Linked DNA regions of Homo sapiens: region 1 is linked to region 2. Evidence: read pairs that join two places in POLR2A ChIA-PET (ENCODE). Cell type or tissue: A673. All regions are shown on one strand. Links, peaks and the distances in the headings refer to the core of each region. The heading gives the core; the rest is flanking DNA. Region 1 overlaps DPYD (dihydropyrimidine dehydrogenase). Region 2 has its middle 120 kb from the start of DPYD-AS1.

What was found. ChIA-PET counts read pairs that join two places held together with the same protein. Peaks named below come from ENCODE experiments on the same cell type or tissue, not always from the same donor. Only the 100,000 strongest peaks of a DNase experiment are listed, where the experiment ranks them.
Region 1: POLR2A ChIA-PET joins it to region 2 with 7 read pairs; 2 of 35 experiments call an interaction of 5 or more read pairs at or near these places.

What each region holds. Positions count from the first base shown.
Region 1 is chr1:97,393,387-97,396,314 of GRCh38, reverse strand. The region is part of intron 14 of DPYD (dihydropyrimidine dehydrogenase); the gene reads left to right. Among named protein-coding and RNA genes, the nearest start is that of DPYD-AS1, 300 kb to the right of the region's middle. In A673, for the core only: no CTCF peak of the experiment used is centred there; no DNase peak of the experiment used is centred there.
Region 2 is chr1:96,972,357-96,975,284 of GRCh38, reverse strand. No RefSeq gene overlaps it. Among named protein-coding and RNA genes, the nearest start is that of DPYD-AS1, 120 kb to the left of the region's middle. In A673, for the core only: no CTCF peak of the experiment used is centred there; a DNase peak (open chromatin) is centred at 1,484.

The sequences.
Region 1 (2,928 bases), core at 140-2,639, 420 kb before region 2:
CAAACAGATCAAGCTTTGTATCTACTCTTATTAGCCATGCAACTGTGAGTAGTTATTTAACTTCTTGAAGTTTTTTTTTTCCTGTCTGTAAAGTGGGGCTAATAACTTCTATGCTATGATGTTCTAAGGATTAGAGATAAGTCATGTGAAATTCTAAACATAGTACTCAGCATATGCAAGTACACAGCATGTAATAGTTCTTATTGTGGTACTTAGTAAAAGTGGCATCAGTTAGCTTTTCCTATATAACAAAATACCTCAAATTTGGGATTGAAACAATTATTAATTTAGTTCTTGATTCAGGATGTTAGCAATTTGCTTAACTGGGCTATGCTGCATGGTTCTTCTGGCCTCACTTGGTCTTATGCCATCTGTGGTCAAGTTCCAGGTGGGCTAGGGACTGGCTAATCTAGGTCAGCCTCAGCTGGATGGCTTGTCTGTGTGTCATGTGGTCTGTCATCCTTCAGGAACCTATGCTGGCTTGTCGTCTTGGTAGGATTTCAAGAGAGTAAGCAGAAAAGCACCAGGCCCCTTCAAGCCTTGGTTTAACTCTGGTACATCATCACCTCTACCATGTTCTACTGATTAAAACAAGTCACAAAATCAGCGCACACCCAAAGGTTGGGTAGATAAATGCCCCCACTTGATGGGAGTCCTTCCGAAGTGGCATGGAAACCAGGAGGGAACAATTTTTTCAAACAATCTACCACGAGAGGGTTGAAGACATAAAATCAACTAGAATCTCTAATGTAAATTGAAAGGATAGGAAATCAATATGGTATAGTCTTGATGTAGTAGAGAGGAACTTGGAATCAAAAGACCTGAGCTTAATCCCTGCCTTTGCTATTGATTAACTTGACCCTGGTAAAGTAATTTAAATTATCCATGCCTCATTATTATCAGTATAAGATTCTCCAAATTCAAGATTGTTGTGGGGGATAAATGAGATAATGTATGTGAAAATCTGTACTAAACTGTAAATACAGAAACAAATATAATGAAAAATTATTTTTGATATAAAATGTACTTTATAAATTATAAAAGGATCTAGAACCCCTTACCTTTACCATCTATGTGTCCTTATTCTGTCTCTAGAATGTAGAAAGGCACAATATATATTAAAATATATAATTTAAAAATATATAAAATATATAAACAAATACATGTCATAGCAGAAAAATGCAAAGGATACTGAGGAATCTCAGAAGAGGGGTGCCAAAGGAAGTCAGAGGAGCAATAGGGCACAGGAGAGGCATCCCAGAAGGCAATGTCTACATGAGAAGCACGAATTTACTAGAGAAAATGATCGAAAATTCAAATCCAAATGCTTAGCTGATTAGAAACCATTGTTTTGTCCCTTACCTGCATAAACCAGATTCCTACTTAGATATCTTGCTTCATTTTTTATGAAACGTAACCATTTGTTTCAAAGTCAGCCAAATTGAACTACCTGAGATTTCTTAAACACAGCATATTCCTTAAATACACCATCCTTTGCTTTTGATCTTGCTGCTCACTCTACCTGGAGTACTCTACCTCCTTGGATTTTGAAATCAATTTCCAATACAGACATACCTCATTTTATTGCAATATTGCTTTTTTTACAAATTGAAGGTTTGTGGCAATCCTGCTTCTAACAAGTCTATTGGTGCCACTTTTCAAACAGCATACACTCACTTCATGTTTCTGTGTTCATATTTTGGTAATTCTTGCAATATTTCAAACTTCTTCATTATTGCTACACCTGTTATGGTGATCTGTGATTAGTGATCTTTGATATTATTGTTAAGTGCTTTCAGGTGCCACGAACACCCGTTGAATATGGAAAACTTAATTGATAAATACTGTGTGTGTTCTGACTGCTACACTCATGGGCAAATCCCTCATTCCGTCAGTCTCTTCAGGCCTCCCTGTTCCCTGAGATGCGACAATATTGAAATTAGGCTATTTAAAGTACTTCATGACTAAAACACGAAAAGCAATGGCAACAAAAACCAAAATTGACAAACGGGATCTAATTAAACTAAAGAGCTTCTGCACAGCAAAAGAAACTACCGTCAGAGTGAACAGGCAACCTACAGAATGGGAGAAAATTTTTACAATCTGCTCATCTGACAAAGGGCTAATATCCAGAATCTACAAAGAACTTAAACAAATTTACAAGAAAAAATCAAACAACCCCATCAAAAAGTGGGTGAAGGATATGAACAGACACTTCTCAAAAGAAGACATTTATGCAGCCAAAAGACACATGAAAAGATGCTCATCGTCACCAGCCATCAGAGAAATGCAAATCAAAACCACAATGAGATACCATCTCACACCAGTTAGAATGGCCATCATTAAAAAGTCAGGAAACAACAGGTGCTGGAGAGGATATGGAGAAATAGGAACACTTTTACACTGTTGGTGGGACTGTAAACTAATTCAACCATTGTGGAAGACAGTGTGGCAGTTCCTCAAGGATCTAGAACTAGAAATACCATTTGACCCAGTGATCCCATTACTGAGTATATACCCAAAGGATTATAAATCATGCTGCTATAAAGACACATACACACATATGTTTATTGTGGCACTATTCACAATAGCAGACTTGGAACCAACCCAAATGTCCATCAATGATAGACTGGATTAAGAAAATGTGGAACATATACACCATGGAATACTATGCAGCCATAAAAAAGGATGAGTCCATGTCCTTTGTAGGGACATGGATGAAGCTGGAAACCATCATTCTGAGCAAACTATCCCAAGGACAGAAAACCAAACACCGCATGTTCTCACTCATAGGTGGGAACTGAACAATGAGAACACTTGGACACAAGGTAGGGAACATCACACACCGGGGCCTGTTGTGGGGTGGGGGGAGTGGGGAGGGATAGCATTAGGAGATATACCTAATGTAAATGACGAGTTAATGGGTGC
Region 2 (2,928 bases), core at 148-2,647:
TGATATCTTGTATCCAGAATCATATCATATTCTCCAGAGAATGTTTGACTAGTGTTAAGTAGAAGGAGATTTCTCCCCTTTGTAGAAGCTTAGATAACTAATTTCATAACCTCATGCCTCTGTGCATATAACTCTATAAACTAGTAATGAGGAACTTCCTTGCTTTTCAGGGCTATAATGAACCACTGCAAGAGAATTTTATAAATATAAATGCGCGCTGATGACAATCGAACTGATAACCCTTTATAGTTCATGTTACCATTTCATGCACACTTTTTCAAGTATACTGTGATGACTTAAACGAAAGTAAATGTCCATCTGGCTTAAAGAATTTTAAGACATTCTAATGATGTCAAGATATCTGGCTGAACAATATGAAATCTAGGGCAATAGACATCTCCATTCTGTCTTGGAAAATGAATACCACGGTCCTTTGGTATTCATGGAGAATTGGTTCCAGGACCCATGAAGACACTGAAATCTGCAGATGCTCAAGTTCTTTAGTTGGCTCTTATTATTCACCAATTTTGGTTCAGAACCTGAAGATACAGGGGGCCAACTGTATCCTGAAGAAGGCTTGTATGGGAAAGACAAAGCCCCTATATTTTATAATTCCATTCAAGTTTCACCCCTACGAAAATCATAATGGACAATGAGTTTAATGTCCTTGAAATACCTGCTGAATTATAATCTTCTACTGGTGAATTGGTTTCTCTCTTTAAATCTTAATGATGTTCGGATGTATTAGGCTGTTCTTACATTGTTATAAAGAAATACCTGAGACTGGGTAATTTATAAAGAAAAGAGATTTAATTGGCTCACAGTTCTGCAGGCTTGAAAGGAAACAGTGCTGGCATTAGTTCAGCTTCTGGCAAAGCCTCAGGGAGCTTGCAATCAAAATGGAAGGTGAAGCAATAGCAGGTACTTTACATGGCAAAAGGAGGAACAAGTGAGAGAGAGAGTGCAGGGGGAGATGCCACACACTTTCAAATGACCAGATTGTCAGAACTCACTATCTTCAAGATCCAGAGTTCTGGATCACAAAGACACCACCAAGCCATGAGGGACCTGCTCCCATGATCCAAACATCTCCCACAAGGCCTCACCTCCAGCACTGAGGATTATAATTCAACGTGAGATATAAAGGGGACAAATATCCAAAAAATATCACTGGGAATGAGGTTATGATGCTGGGGTCTACAAGGAGAATGCAGGATATAGGAAAAGTCCCTATCAAATAGGACGAATGAGTAAAATAAAAGCCCAATATTTCCAGCAGTGAGGCATAGCAGGAAGAAAAGAAGCAAAGGTAGAGAGTGCAAGTGCATCTAGATATGCAGACAACTCTCCTTCTCTGCCCCCTTCCTGTCATGGAGTCATATCCCAAGAGGGGATGATAACTTAAAACTTACAGTCATCGGGGAACTCAGGAATGCTGGGACAAGTGCCAGCATGCTATTTGAGACTCCAGGTCCCTAGGACATCCTCAGCCTTTGGAACCAAGCCAATTCCCCATGGTGCAGGATCAGTAGCACAGAGGCAGCCCTGGGAAGAGGCCAGATGGATGAACCAGAGGCTGAAGTGAGACTGGTTAAAGCAGAGGTGACTGATATCTTGCTAACTGGCAACTTGAAGTATTCAGGAGAGAGGGGGCTCATAAAGGAGACTCAGATCAATTACAGAACACAAAGACACACATTGTCCCAGCATGCTAGTGTGGTTTGAGTATATTCGTGACCCCACTACTAATCTACAGGGAGTGGCACATGGGGAAACCCATGTCGGAAGAGATGGGAGAAATCAACCTGTCACTGCAACTCCTACCCTGCACCAGGAGATCTGAGTCCTGAGAGTTCTCCCAACCTGTCTGTGTGACTCTCCCACACTGTAATATTCTACTCTGTATCTCCATGCTTAGGTCTTTCTCCCTTATCAGAATGAATCCAATAAATTGTAACAATGCCCTGAACAAGAGAGGTTTTTTTGTTTGTTTGTGTTTGGTTTTGTTTTTGTTTTTGTTTGAGACAGAGCCTCACTCTGTTGCCCAGGCTGGAGTGCAGTGGTGTGATTAGCTTACTGCAACTTCTGCAGGGTTCAAGCAATTCTCCTGCCTCAGCATCCCAAGTAGCTGAGATTACAGGCGCCTGCCACCACACCTGGATCTTTTTTTTTTTTTTTTTTTTTTGAGATGGAGCTTTGCTTTTGTTGCCCCCACTGGAGTGCAGTGGCACGATCTTGGCTCACTGCAACCTCTGCCTCCTGGGTTAAAGCAATTCTCCTGCCTCAGCCTCCTGAGCAGCTGGGATTACAGGCGTCCACTGCCATACCCAGTTAATTCTTGCTATTTTTTTTTTTAAGTAGAGATGGGGTTTCACCTTGTAAGTCAGGCTGGTCTTGAACTCCTGACCTCAGGTAATCCACCCGTCTCAGCCTCCCAAAGTTCTGGGATTACAGGTGTGAACCACCACACCCAGCCAATTTTTTGTATTTTTAATAGAGACAGGGTTTCGCCATGTTGGTCAGGCTGGTCTCGAACTCTTGACCTGAGGTGATCTACCTGCCTCGGCCTCCCAAAGTGCTGGGATTACAGGCATAAGCCACAGCACTGGGCTAACAAGAGAGGTCTTAAATGTCACCTGGGTGGGAGGGAGGGAGGGAAGCATTCTGGGATCAAGGGGATACAGGGTTCTACCAGGGCAGCAGATAGAGAGATGCAGGGAAGAGGTTTGCGACAGCACTTGTTCACTCTAATGCCTTATCATTCCCTGCCTCTTAAATGAAAATCCCACAACTGCTCTCTCAGTTCTCAGTGAAACCACACTACTTGGTTTGGTGTTGAGTTTGTGGTTATAATTTTGGACGAGAAAGCACTAAGCTGTCTGACTAAACAGTTTTCATCATTTTCTTCAGTATTTACAAGGTTGTGCG